3 separate regions of the Homo sapiens genome follow, and all the other regions are linked to region 1. The links are chromatin loops, found by intact Hi-C in ENCODE. Cell type or tissue: dorsolateral prefrontal cortex. All regions are shown on one strand.

Region 1 (8,000 bases):
CCTACCACTGACCCCCTGGTGATGGCCCAGGCAGGGTCCTGCTTCCTACTGCTGAGAGAGGGGAGAGTGGGGCTCCTCTGTGATGGCACTGACTTCTTTCTGACACTGTTACCCAGTTTGCATCACTCCTTCATTTCCCAGAAACCACTGGAAATACAAGTGGAGTCCCACTCCTTTCTCTCCCACCTCTTCTATTCCTCCAGGGACAGCGTAAGGGCAGATGAACAGCTTGGCTCAGGGTTGGGGTCTGAGCCCACTCTATCCTCCATGCCCTAGGGAGAAGCCAGAGTAAGCAGTGCGAGCCAAGTTCATGAGGGAGCTTGATGACTGCTGCGCGTTTAATGGAGCACTAACGCAGGCATTGCTTTACAGTGAGCACTGATCAGGCTACACTGACTTCTGTGGATCAAATGGAAGGGGTGCCAAAGATAATCTGATCCAGTCCTCTCATTTTATTTTATTTTAAAAATTATTTTATTTTATTGTTTTTAAGTTCCAGGGTACATGTGCAGGATGTGTACGTTACGTAGGTAAACGTGTGCCATGGTGGTTTGCTGCACCTAACACCCCACCATCTAGGTATTAAGCTCAGCATGCATTAGCTCTTCTCCCTAATGTTCTGCTCCCCGCACCCCCTGCTCTCCCCTGACAGGCCCCAGTGAGTGTTATTCCCCTCCCTGTGTCTCATTTTGGTCCTGGGCTCTGAACAGAGGCACAGAAAAGGAAGGACTTGCCCACAGCCTTTGCAGAGTTGGGGCAGTGTAGGACCGCATGGGCAACTCTGCAGAGAGTCCTGGGTGAGTGAGTGATGCTTTCGTGGGTCAGTCCTTTGGATCCTGCAGGACTCTCAGTCTGGGGAGGAGGCAGGCCCCAGGGAGCAACAGGAAGCTGAGGCACTGAATCTAACTGTGAGACCCGCACCACCCTCACCCTGGGAGCCCAGAGGCAACTTCCCACTCCACTTACGATCCTAATCTCTCCTCAATGTCGTAGAAGTCAGATACTTTTTGTTCAGTATTGATTGTCACTGTCCGGTAATCAACCTCGGGCTCCTTCTCATCTGTGGGGCACAGGTCAGGGTTGGTGTGAGTCTCAGATGCCCCCACTCAGCCCCCTCCACCCCAAGAGCCTGACCCGAAGACAGGGGCTGCACTCACCATCATCTGACACCTCCACTTCATCCTTCGGCTCTGGGGGGGGCACAAGGAAGGACAGAGAGGACACAGGTGATTAGTACTGAAGGCCCACTGAGAGCAAGATGTGCTGGGGGCCCTGCCAGGCCTCAGCCTCCCCAGGCAGACGACTACCAGGTCCAGAGCTCTGGGCATCCCCTGGGGCTGGTCAGTCCATATAGCAAATAGGGCCCAGTGCAGACTGGCAGGTGCCAGCCTCCTCCCTCCACTCAGCTCCACTTCTCCACCAGGTCTCCCCTCTGTCCCATCCTCTCTAGCCTCATGGTCCCCAGATATACCCTTCTCCACATCTCATCCAACCCTTTCTGACTTTCAGAACCTACACACAACTGTGACAGTCTCTTTCTGCCCTGGCTCAAAAGTCAGCAACTTATAACTGCTTCTAGTGTCAAATCCATGTAGCCATTCATTGAACATTGTTGACGGCATCCCAGCACTGGACCAAGCATCTTGAATGCCAGTTATTGTGGGCATTCAAAACATATTACACAGAAGGCATGGTCTCTCCTTTCTTATAGCTTATAATTTAGTTCAAGAGGCAAAAACATATATACTTGAAGTAACAATTTACAAAGTGTACCATAATCACGCACATATCACCATGGTTCAAAGTGAATACACAACAGAGGAGGGTGACACAAAATGGTGCAATTGTAAGTGAGAGCAATTATTCTTAGAAGAAATAGCCTTTGAGTTGCGTCTTACAGGAAATGATGGAATACAATGAAGGCGTGAGTGATGTCACACAAATGAAACCAATAGGTATTTGTGAGGCAGGGCAGGGAGGGACACAGTCATGCCAGCTGCTCCCATGGCCGTGTCAGGAGTGAACAGGGTCCGGGGAACAGGAGGGGTTCCCCGGAACAGGGGGGCATCCAGCACAGCACGCCCACTTCAGAGCTCCAGGCCTTCCTTTGCCTCGATACAGGTTTGTTTGTTGACAATCGAGCCACTCTGGCTTCCTGACCTTGGCTGATTGCCTTTCCCTTCCTGGGCCTTGGTTTCCCCATCTGTAAGAGGAAGGGTTGCACCTGATGTCTCTGGCCCTGGCTAGCTCTGGATGCCACGCTTCGTCATGTGCTGTGTGTTCCTCAGCCATCGTCTGGGCTGCGTCCTGGCTGACAGCTGGACAATGAATGGGAGGTTTCCCAAGGAAGCAAAACAAAGACAGGAGAGAAAGCATAGAGGGAGGAAAAGGATTTTTAAAGTGTGAGTGTGTGTGTATGTGTGTGTGTGTGAGAGAGAGTGGGCATATGAGTGTGAGTGCGGGTGTACCGGTGTGAGTGTGAGTGTGAGTGTGTTTAGAGTTCTTAAAATGCTGCTGACAAAGCTTAGTTTTTTTAAAAAAAGACTAAAACTAAACATGAATGGGATTGGAAAGTATATTTTATCACAGAAAGGAAGCTGCCATGGAAAAATAAAAAAGGATGAGATAGACAGGGACACCCAGATAGTCTAGCTGAAGTATCAGAGGTGGGTTTCACGGTTACTGTCGGGATGTGGGCCTAACTGGTCAATATTCCTAAATCCACATGTTGGAGAGTTAAGAGTGGCATTGTCCAATTCACAGGTGGAAAGGATGACCTGAGAGCAATGCAACTAGAAGCCAGGAATGGAGTTAGTGTTCAGGAGAATCTGATCATTCTACCTTTTAGGGTGGTGAACCCTAAAGTCCATAGTTAATACCCAAGACAGAAACAGCAGCTCCTCAATCTACTGCTTGGGCTGTCAGATGCTGTCACAGGGCAAAGTGTGCATGGGCCCCAAACAGGGGTGAGTACTGGGTAGCTGTTGAGAGCGCCCTGGGTGCCTGCCCTGGAGCTCTGGCTGTCGGCAGTCCAAAAGCCACAATGGAGCTGGAGGTGGCAAGCAAGACCACTGAAGGGAAGGGCTATGTCTTAATCAGAAAAGGTGAGGCCTCTGAGGTTGGGAAAGAAGTCTAAAATGGACATGACTTTAAAGAGAATCACACAATCGCCAAGGATGAGATGAGAGTTTCAGACTTTTCATCAACTCATGACTACTGCATCTTGGGGGAACCATTTAGTGTTCTACCTCACGTAGGAGGAAGGCTGGAGGGATATGGAACTCACACATGAGAAGTACCACTAGAATAATAAGTATGTTCAATAGACATTTAGGTTAGTTCAGTGATGATATTATAAACAGGGTTTTAAGAGAAGCAACAATATTGGAGTCAATGAGTGATGGGACACCAGGTGGACCAGTCACTGGACTAGGTCTTCGACACAGAATCATCCTATTTACTGTCAGGGAGGCCCCTGTCTTGACCTGTGGTGCTGCTGCCTGATATAGTGGTTCACCAGTTGAGTCATCCTTTATTTCTTGTTCCTGTGCCACATTTTCCCGGCGTGGCATGGAGACCAGTGTATTCCAAGCAGCAGAGTGAGAGGGAAAGGAGAGGGCAGCTTTCCTGGCCTGGTGTCAGGAGAAGCAGTCTTGCCAATGGCCCGGCAGCAGGAGGCTTTCCCTGCGTGCCTTGAAGGGGGCATCCAGTCCTAGAGCTGGCCCCTGCCTGTCACTGTGAGTCCAGGTAGACAGCCACAGGGCCAGCCTCTGGCCTCACTCATGAGCCCACATCCATGCCTCACCTTCGCCTCTCACCCCAGAGGTCTGTGGCAGATCTGATTCTCATGCTAATGCTCTGGGGGAAGGACCTAGATCATTCTCAAGGAATTCCAGCCCCTCTTTCTAGTGCACTGTGTTCCTTTATGCTGCAGGAAACTCGGATCAAGAGTCCGGACTAAGCAGGGAGCAGTGGCAAGTGCCTGTAGTCCCAGCTATTCGGGAGGCTGAGGCGGGAGGAATGCTTGCGTCTAGGAGTTCAAATCCAGCCTGTGCAACAGAGTGAGACCCGATCTCTTTAAAAAAGAGAAAGATTCCAGGCTGCTACATCCCCTTCTGCTTTTCCCTTCTTGTCCTGCCTCTCTTCTATTTGACCACAAGGGGAGGAGTGAGAGAGAAGTAGAGGAAAGACCACAGTTCAATTAGCAGAGCTCTTGGTGCATAAAGGGTTGTTGAGAAAGGTGAACTGGTTTCCATCTTTCCACTAGGGAAGGGTCTTCCACTGAACTTAAAAAAAAAAAAAATCTGTTCAGAATGAGCTATGAGATCCATGAGCTAAGTGGAAGGCTATTTGGAAGATGGTTCTGAGATATTTCTGCAAACAGATGAGAGTCTCGTTACCCTGGAGTGTTTGGGAGAGGATCAGCTGAGTGCTCAGGACCCTCACATGGCACAAGTCCAGTCAGTCCCCTGGACAGAGAATTGTCCCTTCCTGCAGCCAAGGACTGTTGCACACCCAGAGAACACTAGAGGGCACCCCCGCCCCGGAGACGGCCTCTGAGGCCAGGGCGTAGCTGCAGCCTGGGATGGGAGCGGTACAGGCTTTATATCTCGAACTGTCCTGGGGGTTGCAAGGAGGCTCCAGTTCTGCAAGAAGCCTCAGTCACAGTAGCTGTTTTGCTAACAATTATACAGACTAGAACAAATTAGGGTAAGGAGCAGGGATGGAGTGGATTTGAGTGACAGCAGGATTTGAGGAGGAGTACAGTTCAAGACCTGGCTGGGCTGGGAGGGAGCGGGGCTGTGGTAAGGTTCTGGCTCTGTGCACTTGGGTTTGGGAGTACATTGTCAGTTCAGGGACCCTAGTCTTAGGAGTGGCTCTGGCATAGAGAAGCCACTGGAGCTCCACGGGGAACCCATGCTTTGTCCCCCAGTGTATCCCCAGTGCCCATGGCAGTGCCTAGAACACAGGAGGGGCACAGAACACATGGTGAGTGGATGTGGGATGAGGGCTAGGGTACCAACAGGGATGCAAATGAGGCATGAGAATGAAGTAGAAGAGCGAGAGGCAGGAGTGGCAGTGGCTGTGGTGGTAGTGGTGAAGGTCAGAGCCAACATTAGCCGGGCTTCATGGAGTGTGGGTTAATCAGCACTGCCTTTTTAATATGATCCCACCCCATCTGCTCCACAGAAATGACCTACAATGACCTGTCACTTGATCCCACCTCTCTGCCAACACACACACACACACGTGCGTGAACACACACGCCACTTCCCTGAGAGCCATTTCCCTCTTCAGCAGAGGGATGGCCTATGAAGCTTTATAACTAACAAGCATCTGAGCAGACCGTGGAGGACTTTTGCCTGGAATCCCCTCAACCAGAGTCCTCTGCCCTGAGGCCTAACACTTGCCAACTGTTCTGCCCTCTTCCTCCTCCCCCTTGGTAATCCAGCCAGCCTCAGCTGGGGAGTAGCTTCCTGTCTGGAAGCCCTGGGTGGACTGGACTCCTCCTCTGGATTTCAAGTGATTTCAACATTGCCCTTTGTCTATTCCCAGCTGGGAGGGGTGGCAGCAGGGGAGGGGAGTCTGAAGGCCCAGAGAGGGTTCAGCGGGCTGATGGCAGGGAACAAGGGAGAGGCCACTTGCCCCAGACAGGCAGTCACAGCTCTTCCTCCTGGCAGAGTCTCCACACAGCCCTGGGAGCAGCTGTCCTAGACCCCTGGGGGCCACACCTTGTAGCTCCCGTGGCCTCTGGTCCTGCTGCCTGGGGTTAGTCGGGGATTCTCCAGTCTCTCCCTCTTTACACCATAGCACAGACCTGGATGATTTCCTTTCCAGCCAATGAACATCTTCACACTGCAATCTTACTCCTTTTCCTGTCACTTTTCCAAGTAACATCCTAACACCACAGACTGGAACTTGATTGCCCCCCTGGGACCCACACTCTATGCAGCCCCCACTCTGCTCATTTCAGAGGGATGTTGTGTGTGTGTGTGTGTGTGTGTGTGTGTGTGTGTGTGTGTGTAAGAAGACAGTGATGGCAGTTTTGTTACTCAGTGTCCCCTGACAGACATTTGGGAGTGGCTAGTGGTTGGGATCCCTGCGAAAGCTGTCCCAGGAGCAGGCATCACGTCTCCGTGACTTGCACCATAGCTCTCAAGGAGACCTGCTCTATGCATATTGACATGGCTCAACGGGTAAAGGCCGCCTGACACACAGCTGCTAGCATAAAATTGTAAAGTTGGTATGTTTCCCATTGGTACCCTAACTTTCTTTCTTTCTGGAGCCCTTGTTTAATTGAAAGTAAAATTTTAATACCTATTTTGTACCTAATTTTCAATTTTTTTTTCAAAACTAAACAGGGTCATTGAATCAGATGACAGTTTCCATACTCACGATGGCTCTAGCTCCCTGGTGATGCCAGGCCTGCTCGCTTTCTCGCTTTCTGAGCTTTGCTCAGGTTCACTATTTGCCTCACTTGATTTCTAATTCCTTGTAATTAGAAGAAGTCAAATACATTCTCACCTACTGATCAGTTTTGGTTTTCAAGTGACATTCTGCATGTGGAGCTCAGTCTCCTTTGATACTTGAGTCTTCTACCATCTGCCTCACAACTCTACATTCTCCTGTCTCCAAGAGCTCTCTTCCCTTGATGTCCCTCCACCTTCTCCTAACCCCCAACTTTTTCTTATCCTATATTCTTTAATTCTTTTTTTTTTTTTTTTTTTTTGAGACGGAGTCTCACTGTGTCACCCAGGCTGGAGTTCAGTGGTGCAATCTTGGCTCACTACAACCTCTGCCTCCTGGGTTCAAGCGATCCTCCTGCCTCAACCTCCTGAGTAGCTGGGACCACAGGCGCATGCCACCATGCCCAGCTAATTTTTTGTACTTTTAGTAGAGATGGGGTTTTGCCATGTTGCCCAGGCTACTCTTGAACTCCTGAGCTCAGGCGATCCACCCGCTTCAGCCTCCCAAATTGCTGGGATTACAGGTGTGAGCCACCACGCCCGGCCTCTTATCCTAAATTTACAATGTCCTTTTCCTGTTCTTCACATAAAACTTCTTGAAATAATATTCCATGCTTCTGGCCTCTCTTTCTTCCATTTATTCCTTAACCAGGGCAACCATCTTTTCACTCAGTGGAAACTCTACAGACTTGGATCACAAAGATCACTACCAACCAAAGGACTAAATCCAAAGACCCTCTGAGTCCTCATCTCCTTCATTTTTATTTAGCATTGGATGCAGTTTATGAAGCCCTCTTTGCACCTTCTCCCTCCCCTGTTTCTTTGAGACTCCAGCCTCCTCTTGGTTCTCTCCCCTCTCAGTCCTTTCTCCTGGTACTGCAAGTTCCTTCTTTATGGTGTTGGTATTGACTTTCTCTACCACACTCTCTGTAACCTTATCAATGCCCATGGTTGCAATTATTAATTAAATAGTGAAGACTTCCAAGCCTGCCACACTAGCTTAAACCTTTCTCCTGGGCTCTAGACCCAACAGTCTTAGGATACCTTCCCTCGGCTAGCCCTTAGATGCCTCAACTCAGCAGGGCTGAAACCGCAGCTCCCCTCTCCTCCCAGACTGTTATGTAACCTCCAAGTTACTCAAGTCAGGAACCTGGAAGACAGCCTGACCTCTTCCCTCAGTCTAACCAAAGGAGCACAAGCTTCAGGCCAGACAGCTCTGAGTTCAAGCATCAGTTCACCAATTACAAGCTCTGTGACTTTGGGCAAGTAGCTTCTCCCCTCTAAATCTCATTTCTCCTATCTGTAAAATGAGGGTAATAACAGTATCTGCTTCATTGGGCTATTGGGATTGGATGAAATGATGCATATAAAGTGATTAACACATCGTAAGCTTAGAGTAAGTGCTCAATACATGTTAGCCATGGTGAATTATAACAATAAACCTCTAGCTGGCTCTTGAATTTGTGTTCAGTTACCCCAGCCAGGAACTGTAAGTCATCTTAGAATCTTCCAGTTCTCTTCCTCAACTCACTA
Region 2 (8,000 bases), 50 kb after region 1:
CTTCTGCTGCTGCTCTGGATCTGAACTGTTCCCTCTGGGACGGTTTCCATGGGAAGGGAGGCTGGAGTGGCTAGGATCTCTAGGCTCTTTACCACTAAGGGACCAGCAGGGAAAACATACTGCAGGCACTCAGGGCACGAGAAGACAGTGGCTAATGGCTCAGAAGAGTTTCTGAGACCAGGCCTGGGGTCTGCCTTACATCGCTTAGTTGAGTGAATTGTTTGTAAGTGGCTGTTGATGGCTCTGGGTTTAAACCCCATGCAAGCCCAAGAACAGCTGCCCCCAACTGACTTAACCTCAGTTTCCCTGAGGCTGGAGCAGCCACAGACCTCCCAACGCCAAACCTGCTGAGACCCTGAAGCCCATGGGCAGCGCCAAGCCTGATGAGAACCTGAAATCCACTAGCAAAGAAGAACTCAAGAAAGATATTAAGAATGATGCGAACTGCAAGAGAGGCCATGCAGGGACCACAGATAATGAAAAGAGATCAGAGAGCCAGGGGACAGCCCCAACCTTGTCCTGAGGATGGTGGATGCCACCCTGCATCCTGCCTGGAGAGATCACCGTAGGGTGACCTGGGAAATGTTCCCAGTCAGGGTTTCCAATCAGTTTTACCAAGGACTTTCCAAGTGGGAGAGCCCCACAGGGGCGGCAGGACAGGTTGTGGCGTCTGCTCCTCTGAAGTCTCACCCCAGCCCAATAATCCCCCATGCCTCAGGGGAGGGGGGCTGAGCCAGCAGAGGTGGGGGATGGAGGAGACGACTTCTGGAGGACCCTGCCAATCTGAGGACATCCACATGGAAAAGTTACTGCGTCAACACATTAGCAGAAAATAACATGTTTCTCTCTGCCAGCCAGTGTCCCCTTCACTCTTTCAGCGCTGAGATTCAATATACTCAGCTGCTCCAGGTGTGCTGTCCCAGATGTAGAGGGAAGACAGACCCTTACCGGGGGCTGAGAGGGATTCTGTGATCTTCAAATGCTCCATTCTGCTTGTGAGGGGAAGGCAGGCACGATAAAAGGTGAGGGAGGGAGTGGGGAGGGTGCTGCCAGGGGCCAGGGAGGGGAGCAGCCCACAGGAAGAGCACTCTGACACCTCAGCTGACTCAGATTTGACAGGACCTGTCCACTCCGGCTTCTTCTGTGGCTGCCCTCTGCCCCTCAAGGGTGAAATGTCACTTCCTGGGAGCTTCTTTGTACCCTACCCTGTCTGGAGCCACCAGCATCAGCTCAGGCAGGACTCTGTTCTGTGCTGGCAACCTATCCCTCCGCTGGCTGCCAGAATGGGGTGTGGAGGTCGGCCGGCCTCAGAGCTCCCACCCAGACTTGGGATTTACAAAAGCACTTCAAACCAAATTGAGGGTCCAGAGAAAATACTCCTGTGTCACCCCCATCTCTTCTCCAAGTATAAACTGGCTCCTCTGAAAACTCCAGACCCCAAAAGTCCACACAGATGGAAGGATTTGGGGCCCCCCTCCTCTCCCCACCATCCAAGAATGTGAAATACCAGCAAACAAAAGTCTCATCCAAATTAGGAAGCGAGTAGCTCTGTCTGCCCGTGAGTGTGTGCTGTAGGGGCTGTTTTGGGATTTTGGGTTTCCCGACAGATCCCTTCAAACCCACAGTGCTATCAAGACTGAAGTTATTGTTGACCCCAACTCAGAGCTCCGTGCCATCTGGTCACTGCACACCGTTCCCCAAACCTAAGATGCTTCTCTAAACAGCTCTTTACTCAGAGCTTCTCCCTGGCTCCAGCCTCTGTGTCCCCCACCTCCAAGCCTGTAGACAGAGCCCTCTCCATGCCGGAGCTTGGAATTAACTCAGGCTCAGGTCTCCTCTGGGGAGCCACAGGTGGCGGTGCCATGAGAGGGCTCTGCCAGATGGGTGCCGAGATGTGGGCATGTGCCACAAGGACCAGGATCCCAGCCCTTAGCCCCAGCCTTGGTGCATGTACCCAAGGCCCCTGAGCCGGGACCTATCCTTGAGTTAGCAGGAAACAGGGACGCGGCCCTCCTACCCAGCAGGCCCTCCTACCTGCTAAACCAGGTTAGCAGCCTACCTATGGGCTGCTAACAGGGGTCAGCGAGACCAACGCTCCATGAGCTAGGAGTGGCCCTGGTACAGAGGCCCCTTCTTCCCCAACCCCCATGCTCATTTACCTTCCTGGGAGAGGATGATGAACTTGGTGGTCTTGAGGGTCTTTCCGTTCAGCGTCCAGATGATGGTGGCTGGGGGGTCAGAAGACACCTGGCACTGGAGCAGCAGCTTCTTGCCCTCTGCCACATGAACATCTTGCAGCTTCTGCTTGAAGGCTGGGGCTGTCCCCTGGCTCTCTGATCTCTTTTCATTATCTGTGGTCCCTGCATGGCCTCTCTTGCAGTTCACATCATTCTTAACGTCTTTCTTGAGTTCTTCTTTGCTAGCGGATTTCAGGTTCTCATCAGGCTTGGCATTGCCCATGGGCTTCAGGGTCTCGGCAGGCTTGGCGTTGCCCATTGGCTTCAGGGTCTCAGCAGGCTTGGCGTTGCCCACGGGTTTCAAGGGCCCTGAAGGCTGTGCATTGCTCAGGGGCTTGGAACTCTCCACTGCCTTGGCATTCAGGGTCTCGGCACTGCTGCTGCCATTCTCTGCTGGTAATTTCTTCTTGCCACCCAGCACTGAGCGAAAATCCGGGGTGGCAGGTTTTGGCGGTGGCACCTTCTCAGGCACGGGGGTCTTGGAAGTCCCCTTCTTGGCCAGGACAGAGCGAAAATCGACCTGCTGGGGGCTGTGCACCTTCCTCTCTTCCTCAGACACAGTCTTTGGCTTCACTTGCCGCTGCAGGTTGGCACGGAAATCCATCTGCTCGGCTGGGATCTCCTTCAGGTCGTCTTCCGATAGGGTCTTTGTACTCACCTTCTTCCCCAGGAGGTCTCGGAAGTCCAGCTGCTCCACCTCCTGCTGGCGGATCGCCTCCTCAGTGTGCTGCCTCGTCTCCACGCGCCTCTTCAGCACCCCTCGCACGTCCTCGCCGTCTTCCTCCTCTAGCCAACCCTGCCCTCTTGCTGGCCAGCCAGGCCTCAGGGACCCATAGCGGTCACTACCACCACCATCAGCACCAACTCCTCCACCACAGAGGTCCTCGCAGCTGGCAGGCTCCCTCCCCCTGCAACCAGTGTAGGGAAAAAGGAAAGTAGCAGGAGGAAAAGGGGCTGGGTAAGAAAGAAACTTCAGGGGAGAGCAAATCCCTGAGGGTGGGAGGGTAGAGGGGAGCGGGAGGGGATGGGGGAGGCCGGCCAGGCTGTGTTTATAGATGGGAACATTGGTGAGAGGCGCTCGCTTGCTTAGTTGGTTTATTACATCGGTAATGACTTCAGTAGCCTTATAAGGGTGTGTGCAAAAAAAAAAAAAAAAAAAATCACCCCCTCCTTCCCCTGCTCTCCCTCCCTCATTCCCCTTCCAGGCTCTCCCTTCTGGCTTTGGCAGCCTCAGCTGCAGGACACAAACAATCTAGGGCTGCTGGGCTGGAGCTGCCGGGGCCAGGAGGAAGGTGGGGATGGGGGCATGGCCTGGAGGGGCAGCTCCTGGGGGCACTCACCGTGGAAGGGCTCTGGCAGAGCTGTTCTGTAGCATCAGTGACACCTGGCAACTGCATTCGCCAACCCGGTTCCTGAAGAATTCCAAAGATCAATAAAGATCAAGAGGCCCTCTGGGCAAAGGGCCTGTTCAGTGTGGACTTGATCACAGGCTGCTGGCCAGCGGGGAAGATGGAAGTCGCCGGCTTGACTGAGACATTCACCCCAGCCTTAGATTTAGGGCAGGACCCTCTCACTGTGTGGTCACCCTTTATTTTCTCAGCTCTTATTTAAAAAGAAGAAGAAAAAAAGAATGTCTGGACAACAGCTAAGGCAGGCATCCAGAAATAGGAACACTTTTCTGTAAGTATATAATATAATCATTCAATCAATCACTCACTCACTCAACCAATAAAAGGGGAAGGAGAAAGGCTAACCCTGCTGGGAACTGTGATGTAGCAGGTTGGTCTAGACAGATAGGCCCTGGTGGTGGGCCTGCCCAGTGACCTTGACTCTGACTCCATGATCCCTTAACACAGAAGTAGTTCCTTTCCCTCTCTTGCTCGGGAATGGAAGCACCCTTAACCCCCACTCATTGATAATGCTCTCAGATCAGAACTTTTTGTGTTAAAAACCCAACAAGTGTTTTCCTACATGAGTGGCCCTTTCTCTTCTTCCTTCAGGTGGGGAGGGCTCTGGATTCTTCATGTCCATAAACCTGGTCAGTCTCCTGCTGGTGCACAGAGGCTCAGGCCCTCTGCTCAGGGGAGGGGCTGTACCCTGTCTGGCTACAGTGCAGTGGATTTGCAGCAGATTGTCCCTCCAACCCCATAAGGCTGCCACCTGCTGGCATTTCTGAGCTCTGACCAGACAAGAAGGTTCTGCTCAGGCTAGGGGAAGGGGTGGGGGCAGGTCTGCGAGCCAGAGGTGACTAGTGATGGTTGTAACAACTGCATTTCATACAGCACCCTCCAGCTTTCATGACACCCACACGCAGTTCTTTCTTGATATCCACAGCATGCCAGAGAGGTATAGAGTACTGCCATGCCCAATTTAAAGATAAGGAAAGGGGGCTCTGGGGTGGGACCCTCAGGGTCTCTGACAACAGTGCTCCCACTCATGCCCCTGGATGTGGCCGTCTCACTAGCACTCAGACCCAATAGCAGATGTGCCAAGCTCTGTGACAGATTCTTTACATGAGCCATCTCATTTAATCTTAGAACAGCTCTGTGAGATTAGAGTCACCACTGTTTTTATAAGGTAAGAAATATGAGGCTTATAAAGGTAAAGTAGTCCAGGCGCAGTGGTTCATGCCTGTAATCCCAGCACTTTGGGAGGCTGAAGTGGGAGGATTGCTTGAGCTCGCACGTTTGACACCAGCTTGGGCAACATAGCAAGACCTTACCTCTATTAAAAAATATAATACTGAAGGTCAAGGTTAAGTAATTTGCCTAAACACACAGAGCTTGCTAGTGGAGGGAGGGGTTGGGACCTGTGACCCTATGACCTTTGCACTCTACCCTACTGTGCTTATCAGTACAAATCTGGTCTGGGACATGTGTGTGTTCATGCACATATGTAGTTATCAACCATACACATGATGTACACATATACTGGTCTAGCTGGCAGGCACCTGCACCTGGAGGTCTGTGTTTGGGAATATGTGCACATATGAGTTACATCCACCTGGACAGGCATCTGAGCATGCGTTCTTGTGTATTCTGCTGGCGTGTGTGGGTCTCCACCTCACTCTGCCTGGCCTCCCTCCCAGTGGACAGACACTGGTAGCCCATGGCCTGGCCCAGGATTCTCAGGGGCTCTGGGGCGCTGCTCACCCTTGGGTGCTGGCACCCATTTGAAGCAAGGAGAAGCCAATCGTTGCTGTCCTCCAGCCCTCCTCCCGCCTGCTGGGCTCCTCTCCTTTGTCCTTCTCTCCAGTGCCCTCGTGCTGTCCCAGGCTGTGCTGGTGCAGGTGCCTTCCTGACTGCCTTAGCTCTTTCACTCCTCTCTCCTCCCTGGCCATGTATCCCATAGCCTGTCCCCTCCCAGCCACCCTCCTCAATGCTCAGACTGTCAGAGGGCACAGATTCAAGGTGCAGGGAGTCTCAAGTCTGGAGAATTTTGAGTTCAGGTTGTTCCTTTGCTCAACAAACAGCAATTAGAAACCTCATGGGTGCCAGGCCCTGGGAGAACGAAGAGGTCCTCAGTGTGCCCCGAGTTCTCAACACTTAAAAAGGCTTATGGACTTTGGGTGAGCTTGTAGAATAACTGTGTGAGGTCACCCTGCTTCTGCCAGGCTGCTGGCCAGTGTCAGGCCACTCTTTTCCTACCTTTAAGCACAGCCTTGTGGTGCCTGGGTTGACATGGAGCAGGAAGATGAGATGCCCAAGGGCTGTGTTTGCCTGGCAGCCCTTTCAGCATCTCCTCAGCAGAGTTTCCTCCTGTCACCAGTAGAACACAGCCCAGATGCAAACATCAGGAGCAGACACTGCCCAGATGGCGGCTTTACCCCAGCTGGACTCCTCTGAGGCTTTGGTGGTGGACAGCCCTGTGCCGCAAGCTGGAGTAAGCCGATTCTCCCCATGGGGGAAGCAGGTAAGGGCTTCTGTCACTTTCCATGACCTGTGCTCAAGGTGGGGAGCACAGACTCAGACAAGCCTCTCAAGGGCTCCTGTCCAATCCAGCCCCAGGCCTTACCCTGTGGCCCCCAGCAGTCTAAGGGGTCAGAGAAAGGTGGAGGACTTGGGATACAAAGGCTGACGCATTAAGTGGATCACCTGGTGGCAGGGCAATAGCAGTAACTATTCCTACAGCCATACCCTTAAATCTCTGCTGGGCCTTTAAAGCAAACCATGGGTTCATTTGCAGCCTATAAAGTTCATAGTGGCCTCCTGCCTGGGACCCACATGTCAGATCACCTAAGCTGCTGGAACAGGGTCTTGGGGCCATCTTTGACATCTGCACATAACCAGTTACAAAATCAGGGCCGGGGCTGAAGATGAGGCCCCATCCCAGGAGCTGCCACAGAGCATATGGGGCTATCATCCTATAAACTGAACCTTTCACAAAGAGTCCTTTTGCCTTGGCTTACTAAGCTCTGAATAAGAGTTCCACTCTGGTTACAAAGCCTTGGATCCTGTCCCACCCTGAATCATCTACCTCTTGGATGGGTTCTATATGGAAAAATTACTTTAAAGAACTAATTTCGGCCGGGCATGGTGGCTCACACCTGTAATCCCAGCACTTTGGGAGGCTGAGGTGGGCGAATCATGAGGTCAGGAGATTGAGACCATCCTGGCTAACACAGTGAAACCCCGTCTCTACTAAAAATACAAAAAAAAAAAAAAAAAAAAAAATTAGCCGGGCGTGGTGGTAGGCACCTGTAGTCCCAGCTACTCAGGAGGCTGAGGCAGGAGAATGGCGTGAACCCGGGAGGTGGAGCTTGCAGTGAGCCAAGATCGTGCCACTGCACTCCAGCCTGGGCGACAGAGTGAGATTCTGTCAAAAAATAAAAAATAAATAAAAAAGAACTAATTTCCTGGCAAGTGTCAAGTGTTTCAAGTATTCCAGCTGGAATTTTGAGCTGACTTTTTGTCATTTCCCCTTTTGGTACAGTAGACAAGAGCTAGGAAGGGAAGAGAGGCAGAAACTACCCACCCATACCTGCCTCACAATCCTAGCAGGGACAGGCAGGATCTGCCCACCCCTCTACCCCCTGCACACCGGACCCCCGGCTTCCTCCCAGCCATCCAGTCATTCCCCTCGAAAGGCACCCTGCTCTACGTCTAGGTTGCTGGAGGAGTGAGGTCTCTGGCAGGCCTGCCACGTACCCTCAGGAAACTCTCCACTGACTTGCTTCTTCTCAGGTGGGGAAAAAGCCAAGGCCAGGGCAGTGGCCTCCGAAAGGAATGAAGAGGCTGGACTTTGGGGAAGAAAAAGAGGCAAAGGCTGCAGGCTGGAGGCTCCAGTGTGGTTTCCCAGGTCCTTCCAGTTCCCTGTGCACTTGGGAGAAACTCCCCAAGCAGAGCCATAAGGAATGGAAGAGCATCTGATTTAAGTCAAAAGATGAGGGCTTGAACTTGGGCTCTGTTACTTGCCTTTGGATGGCCACAAGCAAGTCCACGACCCTGAGACCTCAGTGTCCCCCGTTATTAAATGACGATGAGGCTGGATAACTTCTGAAGCCCCTTCCTGCTGGGACAGTCTAAATTTTATGACTGTCCCCAGCTGGCCCCAGACAGTCTGCCTGCCGACCTCCTGGTGCACGCCTCCTCTCTGGCCTGGCAAACTTCCCACAGCCCTTTGCTTGGCTCTGCCCCCACCCCACCCTTTCTTGCTCGGCCTACTCAACAGCTAAGCCTTATCACATTTGCCAAGATTCAGCCTTCCTTTTCCATCAAAATCCCCAAACAAGCTCATCTCCTCTAGGATGTCTGGCTTGAGTAA
Region 3 (8,000 bases), 330 kb after region 1:
AGCATGCTGAAATATAATTTATTAATTCTCAAACTTTAGGTGTCAGAATTATGCAAAAGATATACATTTATATTACATTTTAATTTCTGGTGATGCTTTTATCTGCTATTGTATTCCTAAATTGTTTTATTCCTTATATGACAGATAGAAGAGCCTGAAAACAAAACCAAGGGGTAGAGGGCTTACCTGAGACCACTAATGAATGGTAAAATTAGAACAAGACATAGGTCTGTTTCTTCCCGATTGCACTGAGTTCTTAGCTCTAGACCTCAAGTGCATCCCTCATGCTTTCCCAGGAATGATATGGGGTATGTGGCTGACCTGTGGGGATTTGGTCTGGATGCCTAATGTTGCTTGATCCCAGGTATTTTAGAGCTCTGTCATGTTCACTGCACAAGGTACTTGGTGGATAAAAGGAGGGAAGGTGACTGGTTGTTGGCCACCAATGCAACAAGAGCACAGATGCCCGATGAAGTGCTCCAACACCTTTCCTGACTGTCTGATTCTAGTGAAATGCTAAGCCTCTGGGACCAAGGTGGTTAGCCAAGCCAGTCCTAAATCACCCCAAACCGCTCTGTCCTGGACCATAAAGCAGGGTTTGGTGGTGCTCAACCATATGTCCTGGGAATTTGCCAAACCACAAACTTTCTCAAGCTGCACCTTCCTCATGCATTCATTCACCAGGCAGCTCCCAGGATGATGTGGCTATGAAGAGGCTCACAGCCTCTCCCTAAAAGCTAAAAGCAATGTCTGGACCTTGGATAGCTGGGGAGCTAAAATATGCCCTTCCCCAAACTGTGATTTTCATCATATTACAGTCTTGATCAGTAAGGAGACACTGTCCAGTGACTGAGGACTTGCACTTTTCTGGAGAGACGAGATTAGCATTGCATTGAGCCCCTGTACATTCTGCCAGCTTCAAGGAAATCTGGGATGACCCCACCAATGACTCAGCCTACAGCCTATTTCAAAATTATTCCCATTTGCCAAGGAAAGATTTACTTTCAGTCCACGGTTTAGTGTATTTTAGGGTGGTGCTAAGTGGTCAGCTGACTGTCAGGAGAACAGAGGGCTTTTTGTCTGTACCCACCCAGCCTCAACACTGTCCCTACATTCTCCTCAATGCTGCAGCAGGGCCCTTACCTGAGAATGCAGGATCTTTAACAGCTCAGGTGTTAGCTCTGCCCGGTTACACAAAGCGACTCGCTCAGACCGCTCTCTCACCGGAGGCGTCTCTCCACGGGACAGGGCCTCAAAATAACTACAAGAAAAAAAGTCAGAGAGTAGGAGGATCCTATACACCAGTGGCCTCTGGCTGTTCTAGCAATCCTTCCACCTTCTTCTGAGGGAAGGAGGTAGAGAAAGGAACCTTTGTTAAGTGGCTTCTATGTGTCATTGTGTTTAGTTCACTTACATATGGGAAAAGTCTGAATGTGTTACTCTCCACTTAGGGCATAGAGAATGCTTAGAGAATACAAAGCTTTGTTCTTCTCTAAGGATGAGGAAGAACCAAGAAAAGTTTGGGTATGCAATTCCCTGGAGCATATTGGGTTCAGGTTTCTTTTTCAGTCATCTCTGAGTGTTTTATACACGCAGATGTATATTACATATGTATATATAATATTGGGAAGAGAAGTTGGAAGAGAACTAAAAAGTAATGTACGTAAGAAAGGGGAAGGCAGCACAGGAATGGTGGCTAGGGCCTGTAATCTGGTGACTCCAGGCTGGAGGACCACTTAAGCCCAGGAGTTTGAGGCTGCAGTGAACTATAATTGTGCCACTACACTCCAGACTGGGTGACAGAGTGAGACCCCCATCTCTGAAGAAACAAAAAAGGAGGGAAGGGGAAGAGATGGAAGTGTCCTGGGGTGAATCAGGAAGGGTTTCTGGCTGGAGGTAGTGAGGCTTGGGGCTTCAAGAGGGAAGGGAGAGAGCATTGGCAGGGCAGCCTGCAAGGCTCAGGAGAGAAGAGAAGCCGAAGAAGGTTTGAGACAATCTTAAGCTATATGGTGCCTCTGAAATGAAACTGTTTCTCCATCTTCCCTCAAAATTTTCAGTGAAATCTGCCTGCTCCTCAATGTTTTGTGGAGTGGACTTCGTTTGGGGGCATTGTGGAACAAGTACTGAGTTCTGTTTCAGGACTGGCATAAGATGAAAAGAGGCTGCCTGCAGCAGGGAATGGACATGAGCCGCTGACATGTGGGTCACCAATGCAGCATGGCAGGGTCTGTCTCCATCAAAAGCCTGGTTATTGACGATCCATGAACCACAAATTTCTGTCCCGCCCTGCTTTTTTCCCTCCATTACTTCCTCCAGATCCAGGTAGTATGAAAATAATATAGAGGGAATTTTGTAAAAGTCCATTTCAGGGTCAAGCCATACAATGATGGGCTAACCATTGCCTGTCTCTGAGCCACGTAGCAAGGCAGAGCGAAAGCTACATGGACTAAAGCAGTAATTGCCAGTCACCCCTTGGAGGTCATCAGCAGGAAGGGCACCTTTAACAATGTGCATGAGAAATCTCTGCACACAGATCAGTGTTGGGGTGGGCGGGGTGTGGGTGCAATATGACAATAGGAGCAGGGTGTGGCCTCAGGCTTTATAAACCAGACTTGGGTGGTATAAATGGGAGGGACAGAGACACACAGCACCTCATTCCACAGAAGTGCTGCCCAGGTAGAGTAACACTCATCACCAACATCTCTGGACTTCTTGTGGAATTGGTTAGACAACATGGAAGCAAAGCTGTAATCATGGATTTCGTTCTTTGGGTTATTGAGCTTCATTTGCAAGTGATCAGGTCCATGGTTATACACATATATTGCAAATTTGTGTTGTAACACATGCCTACCAGAGGACAAATAAGTATATGTCCTGCCGATGCCTGGTAAGAGGTTTCTTCATTGACAACACATATGTAGGGAAATTCTTACTTGCAATGGATTAAAAACGTATTTTGTCTTGGAAACACTTTGCAGAGTTTTATTCTCTAAAATGCTACAGGTTTTAAGTAAGTCACATACAACCATCTGAGCAGTGCTTTTCATGTCTGGATAGAATGGAGGGGGCTCTTAGGTCATGCCCTCCTTTTTCATTGTGGTTAAACTACAAACTAAGTTTTCATGGATGTCTAAAAAAATTATAGCACGTGATACAATACGAGAGCAAGCAGTCTACAATAGTGGAATGCCTCTTCCATAAATGTCAGGGACAATACTAAGCAATGTCAGTTTGCTTACTATAAAACGGCAGCACAAGAACAATCAAATGGGTTTGAAACTAACGTATAAGATAAAGTCTGTCTATCTGACTATGCCAAAATAAATTAGTCTTCTGAAGCTAAAGTTCAATCTTAGAGGCAATATATAAAATTTAAAATGGAGAACTAAACAGGGCTCATTACTAGGCAAAGCAACCCCCATTTATGTTTCTTTTTATGAGCACCACTGGCTTATTTTCCTTCCAATTGTAAAAGCTACATCCTAATCCAGTCCAGGAGCACAGCACTGGCCCAGAGACTCCGAAAGGCCCCTCTTAGATGCCATTTTGTGTCTTCTCAAAGGTGTCCACACTCTCCCCACCATCTGCCCAGGACACCCACTCACAACCTCAGCCTGAGGACATCTTCCCTTCCCCAACTCACTGGCTTTCTCTCAACGGCCTCTCTCACTCTCACTTTCCCACTGAAACCCTCCTAAGCAGGGAATCATCAAACAGTAAAAATAGCCTGAAAATGGTCCGTGAGGTCTAGTTATCTTCCAACTCCTGTCTCAAGTCCTGGTTCCCCAGTTTCAAGCAGGCAAGTTTGTCCAAGGAGCAATTTCATAGCTGAGAGGCTTTCTGTGCAAAGCTACTTCAATCCAGGCCCGCAGCGATTGTTGTGTAAGCTCCATCTACTGAGCAGCCTCTGGAGGTCTCTCCTGAAAGAAGGCACCCGTGTTTGAGGCACACTGTTTTCAGCCATGCCTGAGGACCCCATCACTCTGCTTGGCCTTTCCCCAGAATGCAGTGTGTACTGTGCGGACATCTTTATGTTGGCAGAACAAAATCAGTTCAGAGAAACACTAAAGAAAATAACAATAATTTCCTCCAAGACAAGATATAAAGGGTCTTTGGTTGGGTCCAAGTATGAGTTTTAACAGCAGGGGAGGAAGTGTCTCCTTAAAGGAGTGAACTAGCAGGACTGGTCCCACCCCATCCACCCAGGGCTGTCGCTTCCCTCCCCCGGCTGCACTGCTGCCATCTAGTGGTGAGACAGGAGAACGAAGAAAGGCAGATTAAGCTTCGGAGATTCCCAGCCCTTCTTTCCACCGGGAGTGGGAAAAGGCGTGCAGGGAGGAGGTGGGTGTGCATACGCTGGTGTGACGCGGTCATCTAACTTGCTGCTTGCCCCAGGACACGGCCTATTGACCTGGCGTCCTACTGCTCAATCTGGCTCCCTTAGGGGAGGCATCCCATCCTTGCCCAGCTAGATGTAGCATTTATGTGTGGATTTTAAAGCATCAAAGCAATGCAAGAGCTAAAACAAAGACGATGCCAGTTAGTCCGGACTTCCTAGCTGCAGCCATGACAACCTCCGCGGTTTTACAGGACCCTCTGTCTCCGGCCGTCCTCCAAGGGGTGAAGGCGAGAAAGGAGCACGTACTCGGCTGCCCACTGGATGAGGTCCTGCGGCTGCACCCTAATGGCGGCTTTGGCAAACTCCTTCAGCATCTTCGGCAGCTCCGGCGGGATGCATGTTGGCTTATCTGTCTGAGCCATTGATTGGTTGGCCTATTCTCAGGAGAAAAAAATACGTTAAGATGAAAACTTCGATTCATACGATGAGAGCAATCCTGGACAGGAGGTCACCCAGCCTCTGTTTGACACTCAATTTTGGGGACTCTGCAAGACAAATGCATTCTATTATTACACAACGCCAAGGTTAGAAAACCATCTGCTAACCCCTACTTTTTGTTGGAAATAGTTATGTCCTTTACATAAAAATTACACAGCCCTTGTTCATTTAAAAAGTGGAGGTCAGCAAAAAATTCCCTAATGATATCGCCCCAAAATAATGATATCACCCCCCAAAATCCAGAATTTTTCAGTATATATATGTTTGTAAAATAAAAAAATAAGATTATACAAAACAGCTTATTTACTCAAAAGTATATCATGAACATCTTTCCATGTCGTCCAGCACTTATTAGTTGGGTAAGAATTGTAGCAAAATTTACTCTGAACCCTCTGTGAATTGACATTAGGCCATTTCCACATAAAAATAGTCATTAAACAGCCATTTGGTGAGCGTCTCTCTTTACAGCTGCATGTTCTTTTCCACTCTAATTGTCAGGTGGAAAATTCGTACATTTTCTCTCAAAAAGTTCCAGGACAAATTGAAACAAAATATGAAAATCCATAAAGTGTATACAATTCCCTCCACAAATAAACAACAGATCAAAAGATTTTTTTCTGCTTTTAGTAGAGAAAGGGACAGACTAGATATGCTAAAAAGCTGTCCCTCTTCAAAACACCTAGAGGCCAGACAAATCTCAGTACAAGCCTTTCACATTGCCTTGCTGGGCTTGCAGTGAAGTGAGAGAAATCTTCCAGTGGCCAATGAGGTGAGTAAAGGGGAACCCGCAGTGCTGGGCAAATGAAGAAACTAGGGCTCACCTGGGCACATGTAGATGGCAGGAACTTGCAGCTTTGAGATAAATTGCTAGGCAGGGTGGATAGAGACCAAGGATTAGGCTCACAAAAGGCAAATGTCTGGACTAAAGGACTCCCCTTCTGACCTAAACTTGAGACCCGCCCAGGGACTACACCCTCAGCGTGAAAAGGTGTGGCTGAAAATATCCGCCTACAGGCAGGGGTAAGCAACAAAGAAACCTGTCTCCATTGCTGCTTCTAGTCAGGAGAGAAACAGTCCCCCAGGAGTTGGTAGCCACAGACTAGTTCTAAGTTTTCAATTTATGCCAACACCAGCATGGCTGGGAAATCCCAAGACAAGAAACTAAAGTGGTCTTAGGTTGGTGGGACTTCATGACCTTTTACTTTATTTATGTTCTTTTATTTGGAGGAAAAAGAGGATAAAATAATGATTAATTTTAGACTTTGCAAAGTGTTAGAAAAGTTATAACAGTAATGTAACCACTAAATCTGTAGAGAGGAAAAAAGGAATTTTTTAAAAACACAAACAAGCAAACAAACAAAACCCTTCATCAGTCAAAAAGAAGGCAAGAAAGGAGGGGTAAAAACAGGAAAAGTAGACAAATAACATGGTAGAAAATAATGCATACATATCAGTAATCACAATAAAAATAAATGGGCTTAAATGTGCCAGTTAAAATACAGGTATAGGTACACCTGAAAAAATGAAGACACAGAAAGACTCAAGGTGAAAAGAGTATAAATAAGCAAAGAATAACCAATAAAAGTTAAGGTAGACATACTCATGCCAGACAAAAGATACTTTAAGGCAAAATGCACTATTAGGAAAAAAGAGTGACGAAAGCTTCAATTGTTTTTGATAAAATGATAAAAAGCTTCAATTGTTAAGACAATAACAACAATTCTCAATGAGTATGCCACAGACATCACCATGGAGGAGTCTCACCATGCTAGGTGGAAAAGCAATATATTGTTTCTGGTGACATATATATGTTATAATATTATAATAAAGAGTAAGGAATGATAAATACAAATTCAGAATGGTGGTTACCCCTGGTGGAGGAGGGAGAGGATGGAGAGGGATGTTATTAGGGAAATACAACAAGGGTCTCAGTACTATTAGTAATGCTCTATGTTTTAAGCTGGATGGTTGCTGTCTAGATGCTTGTTTCATTATTTTTATACTTCTACTTACATCATGTATTTAATTTTGTCAGTATGAAATATTTCATCATTTAAAAAGTTACTCTTATAAGTTGTTTCTGATGACTTTTCAACCCATTTTATCTATCAAAGAGCAGTGCCTTATTTGCTCATGTTGTCTGCACATATATATATTCTTTTACTGTGTTAAAAATACATACAATTTACCATTTTAAATGTACAGTTCAGTGTCATTAAGTACATTCACATTGTTGTGCCACAATCACCACCAGCCATCTCCAGAACTTTTTCATCTTCACTAGCTGAAACTCTGTACCCATTAAGTACTAACTCCCTATTCTCCTTCCCCACAGCTCCTGGCAACCACCATTCTTCTATCTTCATGAATTTGACTATCATATAAAATCATATGGCATATAATATTTGTCCCTTTGTGTGTGGTTTATTTCGCTTAGCACAATGTCTTCAGGTTCATTCATGTGGTAGCATGTGTCAGAATTTCCTTTTTTTTGGATCCATAGTCAGATGTGTTACCCATTGCACCACTGGCCCCAAGCTGAGAATTTCCTTGTTCTTAAGGCTGAATACTATTTTGCTAGATGTACCACAATTTTATCCATTCATAGGTCAATGGACAGTCGGATCATTTCCACATTTTAGCTATTGTGAATAATGCTGCTATGAACATAGGTATACAAATATGTGTTCAAGTCCTTGCTTTAAATTGTGTTGGGTATATATACCCAGAAGTGGAATGGATGGATCATATGGTAATTGTATTTTAATTTTTTGAGGAACTGCCACACTGTTTTCCACAGCGGCTGCACCATTTTCTGTGTCCATGTATTTTGACAGGATCTTTTGGTTGTGCAATTGTTTAATTTCTCTCCTGGAGTCTCAGATAATCTCGTGTAAACGAAAAGATGCCCCAATCCTAATTAAGGAAGCTTCCATGACAACAGTAACAATGTTAACCCTTAGTCAGTATAGAGCAAACTTAAGTAAAGCCTTTACTTCATCCCATTGCTGTTTCTAACAATTGGTCTGCAAGCTCTTTTCATTTTGGGGCAAGGAATCTCTTGTAAGTTTTCCATACCCATTGTCTTTCTCAGGGGTTGGTCCTTCTTTAACCTCTTGCAGTTTTTTTTTCTCTTCTCATCATTCTATTTTTCCCTTAAAAG

What was found. A loop is a pair of places that touch in the nucleus more often than their neighbours do. Peaks named below come from ENCODE experiments on the same cell type or tissue, not always from the same donor. Only the 100,000 strongest peaks of a DNase experiment are listed, where the experiment ranks them.
Region 2: it touches region 1 in a loop (9-fold over the local background); 93 of 110 quality-filtered maps call a loop at or near these places.
Region 3: a loop joins it to region 1, with 2.5 times the contacts of the local background. A loop is called at or near these places in 15 of 110 quality-filtered maps.

What each region holds. Positions count from the first base shown.
Region 1 is chr3:123,648,005-123,656,004 of GRCh38, forward strand. It overlaps MYLK (myosin light chain kinase), which reads right to left. Exons shown (of 34, transcript NM_053025.4): 25 at 1,158-1,190; 26 at 967-1,060. LOC124909421 (a long non-coding RNA gene) reads left to right here and starts at 1,057. Exons shown (of 2, transcript XR_007096038.1): 1 at 1,057-2,121. RefSeq lists enhancers at 1,578-2,079, 2,080-2,579, 5,708-6,208. In dorsolateral prefrontal cortex, a CTCF peak has its summit at 4,520 (motif pointing right); DNase peaks (open chromatin) are centred at 4,557 and 5,536; H3K27ac peaks cover 3,099 bases.
Region 2 is chr3:123,697,861-123,705,860 of GRCh38, forward strand. MYLK (myosin light chain kinase) reads right to left here. Exons shown (of 34, transcript NM_053025.4): 17 at 3,578-3,649; 18 at 2,160-3,145. LOC105369194 (a long non-coding RNA gene) reads left to right here. Exons shown (of 3, transcript XR_924417.4): 2 at 6,006-6,149. Among named protein-coding and RNA genes, the nearest start is that of MYLK-AS2, 12 kb to the left of the region's middle. In dorsolateral prefrontal cortex, a CTCF peak has its summit at 4,401 (motif pointing left); DNase peaks (open chromatin) are centred at 3,043, 3,223 and 4,410; H3K4me3 peaks cover 4,023 bases; H3K27ac peaks cover 4,213 bases.
Region 3 is chr3:123,975,721-123,983,720 of GRCh38, forward strand. ROPN1 (rhophilin associated tail protein 1) reads right to left here. Exons shown (of 6, transcript NM_001317774.2): 2 at 4,646-4,773; 3 at 1,144-1,261. The coding sequence starts at 4,761. Among named protein-coding and RNA genes, the nearest start is that of ROPN1, 12 kb to the right of the region's middle. RefSeq lists an enhancer at 4,520-5,019. In dorsolateral prefrontal cortex, CTCF peaks have their summits at 4,251 (motif pointing left) and 4,456; DNase peaks (open chromatin) are centred at 4,301 and 4,691; H3K4me3 peaks cover 890 bases; H3K27ac peaks cover 838 bases.